Linked DNA regions of Homo sapiens: regions 1 and 3 are each linked to region 2. A link is an interaction called in ENCODE POLR2A ChIA-PET data of the cell type or tissue named here. Cell type or tissue: Panc1. All regions are shown on one strand. Each heading gives the region's core, and the rest is flanking DNA. Links, peaks and the distances in the headings are about the cores only.

Region 1 (6,417 bases), core at 831-4,830, 610 kb after region 2:
TCCTGGCCAACATGGTGAAACCCCGTCTCTACTAAAAATACAAAAATTAGCTGGGCGTGGTGGCACGCGCCTGTAGTCCCAGCCACTTGGGAGGCTGAGGCAAAAGAATTGCTTGAACGTGGAAGGCTGAGCTTGCAGTGAGCTGAGATCCAGCCACTGCACTCCAGCCTGGCAAAAGAGCGAGACTCTGTCTCAAAAACAACAACAAAAAAAAATTAAAAGAGTCCACACCAGTATAACCCAGGAAAGCTAAACTAAAGAATGCTGGAGTAGCTATATATTAATTTCAGACAGGCCAGGCATGGCAGTTCATGCATAGAATCCCAGCATTTTGGAAGGCAAAGTGGGAAGGGTTGCTTAAGACCAGGAGTTTGAGACCAGCCTGGGCAACACAGTGAGACTCTGTCTCTATTTAAAAAAAAAAAAATGTGACAAAAAACTTCAGACACAGCAGAATTCAGAGCAAGAAAGATTACCAAAGAGAAAAAATAAGTATGTCATAATGATAAAGAGGTCATCTTCAAAAAAGATTTAAGGATCTTATATATGTATGCATATAACATTGTCAAAATGCATGAAGCAAAAACCAATAGAACTAAAAGGATAAATAGACAAATCCAACATTAGAGTTACAGATTTAAACCCTCTCTATCGGTAACTTACATGTCAAGTAGGCAGAATATTAGTAGGGATATGATATCCAGAACAGAATTAACAATCAACTTGATCTAATTGACATTTATAGGTTGTTTTTACCAAACATAAGCAGCATACACATTCTTTTCAAGTTCTCATAGAACGCCCACCAAGATAATCTACATTCTCAGCCATGAAACATACTTAGGCACATTTAAAATAACAGAAATTATTATCTAATAACCTTCAAAAAGCCTATAATTAATAACTTTCCAAAACAGAAATAGATAATAATCTTCAAAAAAGGCTAAGATGGTTTTACTAGTGAATTATATCAAATATTTAAGGAAGAAATAATACTCATTCTTGCTTTTTTTGTTTGTTTGTTTTTTTACTTGAGACGAGTCTCGCTCTGTCGCCCAAGCTGGAGTGCAGTGGCCCAATCTTGGCTCACTGAAAGCTCCGCCTCCTGGGTTCACGCCATTCTCCTGCCTCAGCCTCCGGAGTAGCTGGGACTACGGGAGCCCGCCACCACCCGGCTAATTTTTTGTATTTTTAGTAGAGACGGGGTTTCACCATGTTAGCCAGGATGGTCTCCATCTCCTGACCTCATGATCCGCCCGCCTCGGCCTCCCAAAGTGCTGGGATTACAGGTGTGAGCCACCATGTCCGGCCCTATAATACTAATTCTTGACAATTTTTCCAGAAAATAGAAGCAGAGGAAACACTTCCTAACTCATTTGTAAAGTCAGCATTACCCTACTATCAAACCAGGCTATGACATTATAAGACAAGCAAACCAAAACCAGTATTTTTCATGAACATACATGCAAAAAGCCTCAACAAAATATAAGAAAATAGAATCCAAGATTGTATAAAAAGAATTTCATACTATAACCAAGTGAGATTATTCCAGTTAAGCAAGACTGGTTTAACATTCAAAATCAGTACAATTGCTATGGTTTGGGTGTTTGTCTCCTTCAGATTTCATGTTCAAATATAATCCCCAATGATTAGAGGTGGGGCCTGGTAAAAGGTGTTTGGGCCATAGAGGTGGATCCTTCATGAATAGCTTTGTGCCATTCTTATGGCAATAAGTAAGTTCAGGAGAGATCTGGCTGTATGAAAGAGCCTGGGATCTTCCTTGTCTCTCTCACTCCTCTCACATGTGACTCACTGGCTCCCCTTGACCTTCTGACATGATTGTAAGCCTCTGAGGCCCTCAACAGAAGCAGATGCTTGCACCATGCTTACTGCAGAGTCTGTAGAACTGTGAGTCAAAAGAAATCTCTTTTCTTTATGAATTAACCAGCCTCAGGTACTCCTTTATAACAATACAAATGGGCTGATATGCAATCTACTATATCAACAGGTTACAAAAGAAAAATTATATAATCATATCAGTAGATACAGAAAAAAAGCATTTGACAAAATCCAACATCCACTGATGATAAAAAATCTCAGAAAAATTGATATAGAGTAACTTCCGCAACTTGATTAAAAAAAAATACCTACAGAAAACCTACGGCTGACATTATAACCAATGATGAGATTCAGAAAACTGTCCCCTTAGGATCAGGAACATGGATGACCTCTTTTACCATTCCTATTTAACAATGTAACAGAAATCTTAGCTAATGCAATGAGATAAGAAACAGAAATAAAAGATATACAGGTAGGAAGAAATAAAACTATCATTTTTTTGCATATGGTATGATTTTCAACGTGGAAAAACCCAAAGAATGTACAAATTAATACCTGGACCTAATGCATACATCGAGGTTGTAGGATACAAGGTCAAATTAAAAAGTCAATTGCTTTATTATACATCAGCAATGAGCAATTGGAATTTGCATGGAAAAAAAAGTAAATAACATCCCAAATTTCCAGGTCCATTTGTTGAGAAACTGTTCATTGAATTTGTATTGCCGTTGTCAAGATTCTTGTCTACATATGTGTGTGTTAGTCTATCTCTGAGCTCTTCATTATGTTCTATTAATCCATGTCTATTCTTTCATTAATACAATACCATCTTGATTACTGTTCTTTATAATAAGTTTTCCAATCAGTACTGAACGCCAGCGGTCCTCAACCTTTTTGGCACCAGGGACCAGTTTCGTGAAAGACAATTTTTCAATGGACCGGGGATGGGGTGTGGGTGGGAGTAGAGATGGGGTGGTAGGAGTTTGGTTTTGGGATGACACTGTTCCATCTCAGATCATCAGTCATACTCATAAGGAGTATGCAACCTAAATCCCTTGAATGCACAGTTCACAATAGGGTTCATGCTCCTATGAGAATCGAATGTGGCTGCCAATCTGACAAGAGGGGGAGCTGAATTGGTAGTTGCTCGCTCACCTGCCACTTACCTCCTGCTATGCTGCCCAGTTCCTAACAGGCCACAGACTGTTAATGGTCAGCCACTTGGGTGTTGGGGACCCCTGATGTAAGCCCTCTAACTTTGCTCTTCTTCAGTACCATATTAGCTATGCTACAAAGTTTTGACTTTTCCTATACATTTAAGAATTGGTTTGTTGTTATTTACATAATATCTTGCTGGGAATTTGACTGGGATTATACTGTGTGTCTGTATCAACTTGGGAGGCGTAGCTCTTTTAACAATTTAGAATCTACTAGCCAATGAAGATGGAAAAAATATCTCCATTTATTAGTTCTTCCTTGATTTCATTAATTGGCATTGTGTAGTTTTCCACACACAAACCTTATACATATGTTGTTGATTTATACCTATGAATTACATTTTTGGTGCTATTGTAAATTAATTTTTTCTAAAGGTGCTGCACCATTTAAAATTTCTACCAACAATATATGAGAATGCCAGTTTCTCCAATCTTCACCATAACTTGTTCTGTCTATCTTTTTCATTATAGCTTTCTTAAAGTGTGTGAAGTCGTACCTTACTGAGGTTTAGGTATGCATTTCCCTATGGCCTAATTGTGTTGAGCATCTTTTCATATGCAGATCGACCATTTGTGTATCTTTTTTGGAGTAATAGCCTACTCAAACCCTTTGATTATTTTTAATTGTTATTTTTACTTTTTATTACAGAGTCATAAGGTCTCCTTACATATTGGGTGCAAATTCTACTATGATTTGAATGTTGCCTCCAAGAGTCATGTTGAAAATTAATCTGAAATATGGCAGTATTGAAAAGTAAGGCCTTTAAGAGGTGATTGGATTCACAGATTGATGGACTAAAGGGACTGAGACAGAAAATTGAGACCTGGAAGTGGGGTGTTGCTGATAGTAAATACCTAAAAACATAGAAGAGGCTTTAGAACTGGGTAATGGGCAGAAGCTAAAAGAACTTAGAGAAGCAGGCTAGAAAAAAATCGAGATTCTGGTGCAGACTTAGAATACAAGAAGACTGGGGAAAGTTGGGAACTCTGTAGAGATTGCTTAAGTGGTTATGACCAGCATACTGATAGAAAATATGGACAGGAAAGGCCATTCAGACAAGGTTTTAGATGGAACTGAGAAACAAAATATTAGAAACTGGAGTAAAGACTATCCCTGATATACATGGATAAAGAACTTGGCTGCATTGTATCCAAGTCCAAGGGCTTTGTGAAAGGCCAAACTTGAGAGGGATGAACTAGGATATCTGGTGGAAGAAATTTCTAAGCCACCAAGTTCTCAGGCTGCTGAGTGGTTACTTCTAACTGCTTACAGTGAACCTCTAGAGACAGGAGAAACAGAGGGGGAAAGTCTGTATTTTCCATATAATATTCAGTCTTGCCATGAGGTGGGGAATAAAAGAGCATTTTCAGGAGAGAAATCCAAGAGTGAGGCCCAGCTAGTACTTTCTAAAGAGATTAGCATGGCTAAAAGAGAACCAGGTGCTAAAAGTCAAGACCATGGGGAAAAGGCCCCTGAAGGCATTTCAGAAATCTTTGAGGCTGACCCTCCCCTCACAGACCCAGAGACCTAGGAGGACAGAAGGGTTTTAGGGGACAGGCCCAGGCATGGCTGCCATGTGCCACCTCTGAGCAGTTCTTGCTTCTCCCCACATCACTGTCACTCTGGCTCAAGCAGCCTTAAGTGCAGCTTGTGCCAAAAACTCAGAAGGTACATGTTCTAAAACTTGGTGGCATCCACGTGGTGCTAATTTTGCAGACTTACAGAAAGTGAGAGCTGTGGAGACTTGGCAGATTCTACCTAGATTTCAAAAAATGTCATCAAAAGCCTGAGGGTTCAAGCAGAGACTGGTCACAGGGGCTGACGCCCCCACTAGAGTTATGCTGAGTGGGTATGTGGGGATGGAACTACTGCAGAGAGTCCCCACTAGGGCAATGCCTAGAAAGTCATGGGAGTGAGACTGTCACTAAGACCCCAGAACTGTGGAGCTATCAGTGTGCAACACAAGCATGGTAGAGCTAGGTGGGCTGAGCCAAGAAACCCATTGGGTTGGGGTTGTTTAAGGCCTTGGGGGCTCAACCACCACACCAGTATGCTGAGGATGCCAGACATGAGGTAAAAAGAGATGATTCTGGGGTCTTCAGACCTACTGTCTGTGTCTCTTAGGTTTTAGACTTGCCTAGGGCATGTTACCCCTTTCTTCTTGGCTGTTTTTCCCTTTTGAAATGGGAATGTGTTCCCTATGACTATGCCACATTTGATCCTCAAAGCAGATATCTTGTTCTTATTTCACACGTTTGCAGATGAAACTTTGGACTTTGGATGTGTCAGTTGGTGCTGAAATGAGACAACAGTTTGGAACTATAGAGATACAATGAATGTAATTGTATTTGAGAAGGACATACGTTTGGAAGGAGCAGGAGAAGAATACCGTGGTTTCAGTGTCCCCTCTAAAACTCATGTGAAACTTACTTTTACTTTTATTTTAGGTTCAGGGGTAGGTGTGTAGGTTTGTTATACAGGTAAACTTGTGTCACAGGGGTTTATTGTACAGATTATTTTGTCACCAAGGTATGAAGCCTAGTACCCAATAGTTATTTTTTCTGATTCTGTCCCTCCTCTCACCCTTCACACACAAGTAGGCCCCAGTGTCTATTGTTCCCCTTTTTGTTTCCATGTGTTCTCATCATTTAGTTCCCCCTTATAAGTGAGAACATACAGTATTTGGTTTTCTGTTCCTGCATGAGTTTGCTAAGGACAATGGCCTCCAGCTCCATCAACGTTCCCACAAAGAATGTGATCTCCTTCTTTATTATGGCTGCATAGTATTCCATGGTATGCATGTACCACATTTTCTTCATCCAGTTTTCCACTGATGGGCATTTAGCCTGTCCCATGTTTTTGCAATTATGAATAGTGCTGCAATGAACACATATGTGCATGTGTCTTTGTTGCAATTGCTTTTGGAGTCTTCCTCATGAAATATTTGCCAGTTCCTATGTCCAGAAAGTTACTGCCTAGGTTTTCTTCTGGGGTATTTATAGTTTTGGGTTTTACATTTAAGTCTTTGATCCATCTTGAGTTGATTTTTGTGTATGGTGTAAGGAAGGGTCCAGTTTACATCTTCTGCATATGTCTAGTCAGTTATCACAGCACCAATTATTTCATAGGGAGTCCTTTTCATTGCTTGTTTTTATCAGCTTTGTCAAAGATCAGATTGTTTTAGGTGTGCGGCTTATTTCTGGGCTCTCTATTCTGTTCCATTGATCTATGTATCTGTTTTTGTACCAGTACCATGCTGTTTTGGTTACCATAGCCTTGCAGTAGAGTTTGAAGTGGTAATGTGATGCCTCTAGCTTTGTTCTTTTTGCTTAGGATTGTCTTGGCTGTTTGGGTTTTTGG
Region 2 (6,417 bases), core at 1,165-5,164:
CCAACCAGCAGCAATTCACCAAATTTTACTCATGCTTCCAATCTCTGGCTTCCTCTTTTGTTCTCAGCTGGAGAAAGCTCTGTGATTTTACACAGCTCAGGTGATTAGGTGAGACCCACCCTGATCACCTCCCTATTTTAAGGGTAATTAAATGGTAACCTTAGTGATATTTGCAAAAAATTTTTTGCTATGTGACATGCTCATTAGAATAACACGAGGGAATGAAGATCATGGAGGCTATCTTAGAATTTTTCAAATCATATTTAGGTAATAGATATGTGAGATCTAGGAGTTTGCTCCTATGGGGAAGAATCAGGGTAATCAAAAATTACACGAAGAAATATTGTCAAATGGTATTTTTAAATATTTTACTAACACTTTCATATTTCTGTATATGGTTTCTTGTCCAAATAATAGTTTTGTAAATGAATATTAAATTAGTGAATGAATAAAAGTGATATTGGTGATAAGAATCTTGTCATTTTTATCTGCTCCCTCTATTGTCAGAATGACTGCTAAATATTAATTCAGTCATTTTTTTCCCTAAGGCAAACCATTCCTTACTGGCTTATTTTTGCAACTTAATATCTGTTTTTAAAACTAATTCCTTTTGTTTAGAATAATGTCTTATTCATTATAGAATGTTTTTGTTATTTCAATATTTATTTTTTGTTTTTGAATGTTAGTTTAAACTGTTTTTATATTTGTTATCAATTGTATGTTTAAAATATTTAATTTATTGAGAAATTGGCTTACAATTTTTTTCTAGAAGGTGTTAAAATTTGCTTTGAATATCATTATGAACTATGATTACATCCAAAATGTAGGGTTTTTTTTCCCTTAAAAATCCAGTCTATTTGGAGAACTTAAAGTCAGTGTCTTATTCTCTACCCTTCTCCTATGAAAGGAAGAGCTATTTAGTTGAAAATTCCTTGGTAAGTTTTAATTTTTTAATTATACAAAAGATTGAAAATATAAACTTTTTAAAAATGCTACACATGCTCCTCTAGCCTGAGACTATGCTGAGAAAGTAGTTGCTCTCAGGCTGAGCGGATAGCCCAGCCCAACATGTAGTTTCAGATTCAAGGATTAAAAAGCTGCCTTTATGTTGCTATTTTTCAAACATGCACAGACTTTTATACTTTTGTAGCTACAGAGCAATGCCAATTTTCTCATTTAACTCTTCTATTAAATAAAGTATGTAATCTAAATGGTAGGAATATACATTTACCCTGTCCAATGCAAACAGAATTTAACATTTTAGCATTCTTATTTGTCTTGATTTAACTCATGCAAAGAGTTTATATATGTCACCTCAATAGTTTGGAGCTAATGGACTAAGTTTTTTTATGAAACCTCAGAAAGGTCTATTCTCTAGTTTTTTGGGTTGTGCTTTTTTCTTGAGAAATATATACTTTAGAAGGAGAGCTTTTCTTCACCACAGTCGTCTACATATTTATTTGCAGTCCATCCTCCAAAGATATTTGCTTTTAAATTTCTGCCTCACAAGTCATAATTTCCATTTCAATATTTTAGAATTGTTCTCACAAGCTTCGTAGATATAATCTCTCCCCTCACCCTAACATGTTGCTTTGACAAAATTAATATAACAAAATGCTAAGATATTTCATGTACCTGTCACTTACTGGGGATTTCTGAATTCTGTGAGCATCTGTTTCCTGTTGCTGCTAAAGAGCAAGAAATCCAATTAAGAATAGTGAGAAAGGAGAGAATAGACTTCTTGATTTTGTAGGCAATTGGCCAATAGAAGTTACTGTGAAATTTTTATTCCTAAGGGGTTTCAATTATATGATAAAGTTTTTCTGTTGTAAAGAAAGAGGTAGATTGAGGGACTTTTTGAACTTTCTTATATGTGTTTTATAAAAAAAAGATTTACTAATACTGAATGATTCCTTTGATTGATTATTATTTTACATGTAAACATGGAAGGGAGAATACAAGTATTATTTAATATAAATGTCAAAGAATGATGCATATTTCATGAAGCTACAATAATTGAAAAATCTAGAAGAGAGCAAATCAACTGAAAACTGTTATCTGAAAGTAATTCTATGATCAGCTAGAGGAAAGAACTCCTAGTCTACTCAAATAACATGCTTATATAAAGAAGAATGGCCAAATAAGCATAAATTTTATATAAGATTTTATCATTTTCTCTACTTAGTTGAGCTCCACTAGAGTCTTTTTTTAATGTCACAGGAAGGAAAATGTGACCATTACTGCAATTCCTTTTTTTGTGTTAGTGAAAATTGCAATACAAAATAGGTAATGCAACTCTCTGCTGCCCATGAACAGTAGTACCTCAGCATATCTCTACATGAAAGCTTATTTTACTATCACTTAAGGAACTCATTACCCTTTTATGAGGCTTACATGCTGCTTTACAAATATAGCACTCTAGTAACATTATGAAAGCATCATTATTCTTGCCAGTGGCATTTTTTAAAGCAAGGAAAAACTAGTTTGAAAATAACTTCCTTAGTGTTCTTAGTCTTTTGTACTATGCTAATATTTTCCCACACTTTTGTTGAATTCTTAGTTTTATTTTAGTTTTTCCACCATCTGGAAGTTATTAAAATGTGAGAAAACTTGTATAATTCTGATTTAGTTGTTGAGGTAAGAAACTACTTTGGATCATCTTTAATAGAACAGGAAGGAGTCAGGCCCATTTCTACACAGGAGCCAATCAGTGTTCAACACAAACATTAGTTTAACATGGGTACCATTTTGATTCAAATATCACAGTAAGTTATTTTAGGTTCAAAAAGTTCAACTAACTTAGAGCACATATACATTACATTAGCAGTTTTAAACCATGTGGCAAAATGTCATGTAAGGTCTGCCCCCAAGTTGTTTATTATTAATAAAAAGTAAAATATAAAAATTTGTGAGTGATATATTTTACAGAGAAAGAAAAATACATTCCAATTTATTTTTATACTATCATTACCCTTACTTTTTGATATTTTTTCTTGAATAAGAAAAGTTGATGAATTAGCTGGAGTATGGTCTTGGGAAATACAGAGCACTGAGGGAGTGTGTTTTGCAGGTAAATATTATTACACTTGGTGTCATGGTGAAAACAAGAGTGCAAACAGAACCAACTCACTACCTAGTATACCTCATTCTCTAATTTAGACTATCCCAATTTAAGAGATTCCTCTAAGCTCACCTATCTTTTGGAAAAATATATTTGAAATATAAATAATGAGACATTACAAGAGAAAGATTATTTTTCCATGTGGAAGTCATGAGAGACTTTTATGAACTGTAATTTAGTATATTTCTCAAGAGAATAAAAATGACTTTGATAATTCAGGACATAATGTCCAAAGTACAACAAAATGGATAGCTAAAAACTTAGCTTCTATTGTTCTATGAAACTCATATAATTTATGAGTGTTCTGGTCTTCTTATGCCCAACAACTGCTAATATCCAATAACTATTTGAAAATATAACAATTTTGAATTATTTATTAGTATTAATGAACCACACCTTTAACCAATACCTACAAGATTACAACCTTCCTAAAAATGAGATAACGATTTTTCAACAAGATAAGGATTTTTCTATACATCATGGAAAAGGACCTCCAAGAACTACTTGTTCAATTTCATTTATTTATTTATGTTTGGCTGGCCCTGATTTGAACCAAGATATATTCCAGAGCAGCTGAGGTGACATGAAGCTAGAAGGATATGAAAAATTCATAGCTATAAAGCATCAGATAATGGGTAACAAATGTAGTCCCTATTTTGTACATTGCATGACAGTTTTCAAATGCTACATGTTTTTTCTCACAGTGAGAGTTCATTATAAAAGTATTAATAGAGATTTTATTATCCATCCAGGAACTTATAGAAAGCTAGAGAAGACACTAAAAAGGGATCAGTTCTAACTTATCATACAATATTGATGCATTTTAAACACAATGTGTAGTTTATAACTAAACATAAAGATGTGCCAAGTAATTTTTTTTTGAATTATCAAATGTCCAGTTGGATAAACAAGGCACCTGTATATTTGGTTCAATTGATTCCATGTTATAATATGCTCATCCAATTTTATTTTAATTGGATTTAATGTTTAAGTTTTAGACTACTGAATTTGTAATCCTCATAAATTAATCTATAATTATTTTTAAAGTAATAAGCAATTATTTGGCAAAAATCAATGTTCTCTTCGGACAAAAATGATGATTTACAATTGACATAATGTGAACTTGCCATTCCTCTTTCCCTAACTCTTCCTGTTCATTCCAGTTAATCCTTCTGTATCTGAATCTCACTTCATGAGAGGAATAACATGTTAAATAATGAAAAGATTATTCTAGAGAGAAGCAATCTGTTCAACACTTTCGGCTAGCTAATACAATTGTATAACTTATGTATTAGCTTCTTAATTGTGCTTCAGTTGTGTTTTAGCCTAGTAAGTATTTTTATTTATAAAATATCAATGCACAGTATCTCTATGGCACCTGGAGATAGGTAAAGACAGAACCATGCAGCGAATTGAGCATGATGATTCTCATATTTCAGAGAACTGGCTTCCAGAAAACGAGAGATAATATAGGCAACTTTTTAGTAGAGGAAGTGAGAAAGGAAAATTTAGTTTTTTTGGTATGTGGCATATTCAGAGTTGGAATCATAGTTACTAAACAACTAGGAAAAAGAATGAGGAGTCCGCCATGGCAAGCAGAGTCAAGAAGTACTGAACACTGACTCGGTCATATTTTAGAATTGATTCAAGCTGAGAAATAATGCAAAATGACTTACAATGTCTCAGTAAATCCTAATGTTGATCATTCATTAGGTCAACAAATATTTATTGGGCATCAACTATGTGAATAGCAAAAAGCTAAATACTGTATATGCTAAGCTGTGACACTATTCCTATCTTTAAGGAATTTTTAAAATGTAACCTCAATAGTAATAAAATTTGAGATATATTATGCATAGAGAATGACTGAACAAAATATGTAATCATCTCGTGTTCATCTGGAAATTTGGACCTCAAAATACATATATTTAACCTATTCTTATGTTTAGTTATAGAATGACAAATTATTACTACAATGTTAACCTAAATAATTGCATATCAGAGTAATAAATCAGACATGAAAAAGATAAAATTCAATAACTTGGCTGAGCAGTGATTGTGATTTGATGAATTGACTATTACAGATATTTCTGTATACCATCTTAACAGTAAATTCTGGGGGCAAGATATTGATAAATTTTTACTTCTAAATAAGTCCAATTGATTGGTTTCATTTGCTGATTTAACAAATATTTATTGAGTGTGCATTAGCTCTCTAAGCACTGTTCAAGGTTCTAGGACTAAAAAGGTAAATAAAATAGACATGGTCCCTATTGCAAACATGAATATTTTGGAAAGAAATTCAAACAAGGCTAGAGTTCCATTTAGGATTGATAGGTGCATGATAAGTACCTGATGTGTCTGAGGTGCTGATTTAATCCCTGATGATATAGGGATAAGTATAGAGATGTTACACAGAAAAGATCTCCGAATTAAATTCTGGATAATACCCACAGTGAGAAGGTGAGAATAGCAAAGGGGTAATATTGGAGGGTCAGGAGAATAAATATCCATGGAAGTAGATGGAGATAACACATTAAAAGCCACTAATACCAAAGAGAGAGAAAATGTGAATATAAAACAGGTGGTTAAAAGTGTGAAGTGTCAAGATAAATTCAGTCTGATAAAATAACTTTCTTTGTGGCTAGTAGTTATGAAAAATACATTAGAGTAAATGGAAAAGAATTAAGACAATTGATCAGACCAGATAATTTAGGCCAGTTTCCCCTCATCGCCTCAATAAATATCTACATGTGACAGAAAAGTGGTCACTGATTTGTTTAAATGTGTCTAATTTTTTCATTTCAGCCTGAGAAAGAGATTTTAGACTAGGTTATAGAAACTAGGTTATAGTGTCATGACAAAGGCTGGAGTATGAGTTTGACCCAACATTATATAAAATCCTGCACACATTAATTTAGCAATGGTAAATCTGTAAATTTATGCTTACAAATTGCTCATTTCTACCTCTAGGAGGAATTTTCAATGATGTTTTGCTTTTGCCTCACCTTATTATCAGTTCCTTAACATCAAGTGTATAAGATTTTAACTATATGAGGTATCTACCAAGTAGAATTGCAATTTAAACATTTCTAGTAATCTATTTTAATATTTGATTAAATAATAATATGAACTGTTAGCTATTCAATCGTCCTTTTCTCTTATTTATTTACCATAAAAATCTGAAGTACTACAGGGAAAAACTTGCGTTAGGAGAGGAAAAAAGCATTATTCTGGGTAACACTGATGGGCTCTATTTGTCAAAATGTGTGTCTGTAAAAAAAGAATTTTGATCA
Region 3 (6,417 bases), core at 831-4,830, 940 kb after region 2:
ACAAAATAACCGGACATCAGAGCTAGTTAGCTGAATCTGAGTTTTACTCTTCCCAAGTGTAATGTCCTCCCTGCCATCTAAGCAGGCCATGCCAACTCTCAGTTGTGATGCCCCACACCTCTGCACTATTACACTGAACTTTCTTTATAGACGTCAACATTTACTTGATGTGGGTCACAATTCCTTCTGGTTCTATTATGGAAAAAAGTAAAAGGTCATTACAGAGTAACCCCATAGGATGAATACTAACGCTGACAAGAGCAGACATCGTACAAGTGGGACAGGGGAAAAAAATCCTTTCAGTGGTTCTCTGATTGTCATGTTCTCTGTATAAGCAAGTTGGGTCAAAACACTCTCTAACGGGAGATACTGCTCTAAACAAGGCAGATGTAAATACAAAGAGAAGTATACAAAGATCTTAAGTCTTGACCTGTGAATGGCTAATTTGAATTTGTACTGACTGTTGGAAATGCTCTCTTGTCCTGCTGAATGGGGTGGTGCTGAAAAAGAGTTCCTCACTTCAGGAACCCAGTGAGAGTCATCATGTTTCAGGCAAGAACCAAAGAATTTCTTTGTTTCAGAGGGCTCAGAATGAGACACTTTTTGTATGTGCATGTTCACCCACCCTGTGGTTTTACAGATACTGATCAACATAATTGCAATCTCCTGAGGATGCTTATGAGGAAGGTCAACACTTACTCACTTTTCCCAAGACAATCCTAGATTATACCTGTTGTACTGAACACTCCCCCTCATACTCAAAAGTATCCTAGTTTTGAGGATAACTATATATTTATGCTAATTATAAAGTATTCCCAAGTGTTAAGCTCTCTAGGACATCACACAGGACTGCAATGTTGACAGCTTAGTTCAGATTTTTTGACTGATTACGGCGGTCCCAGAAGGTCTCTCTAAAATGCATATTCCTGAGCCCAGCTCCAAAGAGAGACTTAGGAATGTGTTTGCTTAACAGGTGCTACAGTTGATTCTTCTAAACGATAAAGTCCATTGCCATTCTCAATAATTCCCAAGAGTCTTATCCTGTGTGCTATATTTAACTACATAACTATTTTTTACACTTCCTCTTTCTCCTTTGCCTTAGGAAGATTTCCACTTCCTAAACTTTCCCAAGCTTAATCTTGAATCTGAAGTGCTTCTGCACCTACTTTGCCACATTCCGCCCACTCACAGACCCTCCCGCAGGGTGTGTTGGAGGTGGATAGTACCAGCGTGCAATGGGGGGTGCATGTTTCCTCCCAACTCAGTGATGTCATGTTGCTAGCTTAAAATTACCCATGATGAGATTACTGACACCATTCAGCAAATGCTACAAATAAAACCTTCCTCCTTCACCTCTAAAGTCATTTGTTAACATTAACCAGCGCACCACTAGCTAAGCATTTACTTCTAATTATTCCACTACCCCTTTAGACAAACAAAACATCAAATGTTCCCTATAGAGAGCCAGTCTTTGTTTTACGTATGTTCAGGTAAGCCAGAGAAAAGATTCCACATCAGAAAAATAACACAGTTATCACCTATGATATTTTATCAGAAAATATTCATTTTCTAAATAACTAAAAAAATTATTTATACTATAGAATTTTGACTTCAGGTTGAAGCTGTCCTCCTGAATTTCAGATTTCCATTCAAGCTTAGAAATTAAAGAATCATTTTTATTATAAATAAGTTTATTTTTATTAATAATGTATAAAATAGATGTACACTTATTATAGAAATACCACATAAACAATTCCTCTTCGCCCCATATAGCCAGAGATATCTAGTATCAACCCTTTGTTTGGTTAGCTACACGTTTCACCTGATATTTTATCATGAACATTTTTCTGCATTAGTAAGTATACTTTTACGTATATATTTGAGTTATGTAATGTTCTGTTCTATGCATGTCATTTGGTTTAGCTGATAACCTTTTTCTTTAAAATTTTGGTAGTTTCCAAATTTGTATTATTTAACATAGCAATAATAAGAGTGTTGCTGAAGATGTTTTTGCATATATCTTTAATTGCACTTAGAATAAATTTATTGATGGATAATTGCTCTGTTAAAGGGTGCTTATTTTAACACTTTTAGTAAATAATATTAAACTTGTCTTTCAGAAAAATTGTGCCAGCCTGGTGACCTAAGTCACCAGTAGCATATTGAATTACCCATCTTCTATTGCTGTTAAGAATATATTTATTAAAATATATATGCATATATATTAATATATAAATAGTTATATATATAATCTAATTGTTTTTATATCTTTCAGCTTTTTGGTTCTTTTCTGTAATTCTGTGATTGTGATTCCTTCAATGAAATGATCAAGTCATTAAGAAAATAAAAACGTTGAACTTTCATGAGAGATTCACTAAAGTGGCTTTGGATTAAATTTGACCTTTTAAATATAAGCTTGAACCCCAAACCAATGCAAATACAGAATCTTTCTCTTATGATCAGAAGCCTCACGTTACTTTTTTCCTTAAGAACATACTCCAAGTCTTCAGCAATAGGGTCATTTGCTATTATTAATATTGAGAGAATGAGAGAGAGAAAATTCTCTTTATTTTCTAAGATAGGAAACTAGAAGAGTTCAGGCTTTATAGAATCTAGAGTCTATAGTGGTGAACAATCGTTCAGCCAATAATCACAGTCTAATAAAAGGGCAGAGTGTTTTTTCGAATAATACAAAACAATAGCATTCCATAAATTCTATAAAGACAGTTTAAAAGGCTCTTAAGCACAGTTAATATAAATATTTTAATCTTTTATATGCATGGTTGAGGTTTCCTTAGATTTCAATCCACTTCATTTCTTAAATAGCACGTCATTATTTTGCCTAGTTGAAGAACTATCATGTAAATATTGGTATTGTACTTCAAAGGCAAAAAAGACTGTTGATTTTCAACATAAATATGCAAAGATTTCTGATATATTTGATAGTTGCTCAAGTAGGTAAGCTCTGTGGGTAAGAACATTTTACTGGAATATATCCACTGGTTAAAAAGCTATTATATGCTCTTATTGGATGTTGCTCATTTAGGCATAGAAGAATTAATACACTTCTCATGTCAAATAATTCCAAGAGGTAGTATAAACCTGCCTCCTAGGAAACGTACATCTTCTAAAGGAAAAAAATATAAAGGAGGATGACTCAAAATTGTATTCACCTTTTATATGCATGTGACAAATGCTTCCTTTTTCTTCTTGTATGACCATGCCATTCTGGACCACTTATGTGGATTAGGATGTTATGATTTTTAAAATAAAAATATGTTATGCTTATTGAATTAAAGAATGTTAAAGAGTCAACTCTTTCAATTTGTGAAATTATTCATGCTGGAGGCAAATCCCTTTGTACTTCATGTCAGAGACCTAGTGGGAATCTTCAAATAGAAATAAGAAGAAGAAATGTCTACTGATTATAACACATTTTCTTTTGAATGAAAATCTAGTGTTTTGTTTACAAAAAGGAACATCTTGCATATCAAGGAAAAGGCCTGATCTTAAACAGAACCCAGTAATACTCACAGCAAACCCAATTAGTGAACCTCTGAAAAAAGCCAGAAGAAAACAAGATTTCCCTCTCTCTCTCTCTGTTTATGTCACATTACTAAGTATATCTAAATCCAAACATACATATTTTTCTATCAGCATTAGTCTATGGAGAATTTAGTAGATAAAACAGAAAGTGCAGCTTCAAAGACAATACATTTTGTCCTCTCTATACCACTGTTTAATAGAAAACTAACAATGACTATTAAATTCAATCGGCTGTCTTGGGGTTTAAGATCTATTTCTTCCTTTCCTTTTCATGGGGACTTTTTTAACCACTAAATTTTTGTTTATGACTATATGATAAGGAAGTCAGCTATAGGAGAAAAAAAAATTGTAGTATGTTAAAGAAACTTGAAAACACACAAGTATAACATTTATAATAGATAACTAAATTCGTGAAATTGGCCAGTTGCGATGACTCACGCCTATAATCAATCCCAGCACTTCGGGAGGCCAAGGCAGGCAGATCACTTGAGGCCAGGAGTTCGAGATCAGCCTGACCAACATGGCAAAACCCCATCTCTACTAAAAATACAAAAATTAGCCAGGCATGATGGTAGGCATCTGCAATCTCAGCTACTTGGAAGGCTGAGGTATGAGAATCGCTTGAACCTGGAGGGTAGAGGTTGCAGTAAGCCTAGATCACTCCAGCCTGGGCAACAGAGTGAGACTCTGTCTCAAAAAAAAAAAAAAAAATTCATGAAATGGTTATACTAAATGTCTTTGAATGCCCCTAATTTCTAAACATATGTCACTAATCACAGCTACCAATTATATCTAAATGTTCCATTTGTCTACATTCTCAAAAACTGGTGATAACGAAGAAATAAGTTTTGAACGTTTACAAGAAATATTACACAACAGTTTCTATACTCGAGGAAATTCACTGAAAACCTTTTATTCTAATTCTTTATAGGACACTAAACCATTTATTATTTTTTCCACCCCTTTTTTTCATCTGCATAAGGTAATCTGGCTAAATGACCTGACCAATGAGAAGAGATGGTTGATACCCTAATGCAGGGGTCCCCAACCCCGAGGCTGCGGACCAGTACCTGTCCACAGCCTGTTATGAAACAGGCTGCAGAGCAGGAGGTGAGCTGCCGGCCAGCTAACACTACCGCCTGAGCTCTGCCTCCTGTCAGATAAGCCGCAGTGTTAGATTGGGAACATGAACCCTATTGTGAATTGTGCATGTGAGGGATCTAGGTTGTGTACCCCTTATGAGAATTTAACTAATGCCTGATGATCTGAGATGTAACAGTTTCATCTGGAAATCATGCCCCTCTGCTACCCATCTGTGGAAAAATTGTCTTACACAAAACCAGTCCCTGGTGCCAAAAAGGTTGCGCATCACTGCTTTAATGTCTTAAAAAGTTGTTTCATATCTAAGAAGAGCAACTAAGGAAAGCCAGGGCCCAGCCAAGGTGCCAGCTAGTAAGAAAACCTGCCCTAATCACTGAACAGAGTGATGATGCCAGGCCGCAACCCAAACACGTCACAAGATGAATGGAGCACAGGTGTGCTCTAGTGAAAGGGGCACAGATACTAACATTAGACCATGTGGGTGCAGATTCTGGTTCCATTTTTTGTCACTGCGTAAATTTGAACAACTTACATAATATCAGTGAGATGCCCTTATTCTAATCTGTAAGATATGAATAATAATAGTGTCATTTCTTGACTGTTTCGAGAATTAAATGAGATAATGTGTTTAATGATGTTAGTGCTGTGGCTGGAATAATAAATGTGAGCATTTATCATCATTAAACATCCAGCCTATGGTAGTACACATGTTCAGAAAATCAGCCCAATGCATATGACTTCTTCTTAGACAGAAAATGCTAGCTAGAAAAGTTTTTTGTATTTTTCTAATTATTTGAAACTTGTTTCTATACTTTGGGCTCCAGCAGGTCTGAAAATAGATTTAAGAAAAGGTGTTCTGTGGCAAACAAAGGGAGACTGAGAGAGTCATCCATCACTATGCACCCCATCCAACTTGGACAGAGTTAATTTTATAGACCCAGGATATTTGCAAAACCCTAAAGGGACTGTAGAGTGGCTGCCCTGAGATGTCTCAGATTCTGTGAAGCAGGCGGTCTTCTGGTGGGCTGATAGACCACAAGAGAGGCCTCTAAAGGCCTGCTGGCTCCAGTGTGCATTCTCTATGGTCACCCCCGAGCGTCACCAACTGGTTATACACCAAATGGTGGGTGGGATGTTCAGAATAGGTGACGACTCATAGTTATTTAAAATGCATGTCTATGTTACCTGGAGGGAGCCTCCAAGCCCCCATGAGCAGATTAGCATAGATTAATTTGTCAGATTAGCTAGCTGACATTTGGGGCCCTGAGGGGAAGAGCAGGAAACTTTCTGTGAGAGGAGCAGAATGGCAGAGAGAAGGGAGGGTGCAGGCCTGGGATAGAGTAGGAGGGAGAAGCTGTGCAAAGAGGAGAGGAGCAGCCACGGCAACCTTCTCCAAACCACATGGCCCACACCTGACCCTGGAAGGAAAGGACTGCTTCACAGTGGTGCAGAATTCAACCAGGTCCTTGACAATGTCCCAGCAACTCAGTAAGGAAAAAGAGATCCTCCATAGAGGACAAGGAGTACCTCCTCACTATGAACCAGACTCGGGACACCCAAGGCAAAGTGTTTTGCTTATATTAGGTTCAATAATTTTTAGTAATAGGAACTAGAATCAATTATAGAAGAAGAAGAGCTTTATCAACAAAGGAAAATACTGTTCTGGGTAAACAAAAGAGAGAGAACTCCATACAGAAAAGTGCCTCAGAAGCACTGTTATAAATCAGGTACCACAGTCTCTGTTTTGCCCTCTCCATCACAGTTTTGGCT

What was found. Peaks named below come from ENCODE experiments on the same cell type or tissue, not always from the same donor. Only the 100,000 strongest peaks of a DNase experiment are listed, where the experiment ranks them.
Region 1: POLR2A ChIA-PET joins it to region 2 with 12 read pairs; 1 of 35 experiments calls an interaction of 5 or more read pairs at or near these places.
Region 3: POLR2A ChIA-PET joins it to region 2 with 21 read pairs; 1 of 35 experiments calls an interaction of 5 or more read pairs at or near these places.

Annotation. Positions count from the first base shown.
Region 1 is chr5:92,784,193-92,790,609 of GRCh38, forward strand. No RefSeq gene overlaps it. Among named protein-coding and RNA genes, the nearest start is that of LINC02058, 150 kb to the right of the region's middle. In Panc1, for the core only: no CTCF peak of the experiment used is centred there; no DNase peak of the experiment used is centred there; H3K27ac peaks cover 1,784 bases.
Region 2 is chr5:92,178,168-92,184,584 of GRCh38, forward strand. No RefSeq gene overlaps it. Among named protein-coding and RNA genes, the nearest start is that of LINC02058, 760 kb to the right of the region's middle. In Panc1, for the core only: no CTCF peak of the experiment used is centred there; no DNase peak of the experiment used is centred there; H3K27ac peaks cover 198 bases.
Region 3 is chr5:93,119,773-93,126,189 of GRCh38, forward strand. No RefSeq gene overlaps it. Among named protein-coding and RNA genes, the nearest start is that of LINC02058, 180 kb to the left of the region's middle. In Panc1, for the core only: no CTCF peak of the experiment used is centred there; no DNase peak of the experiment used is centred there; H3K27ac peaks cover 689 bases.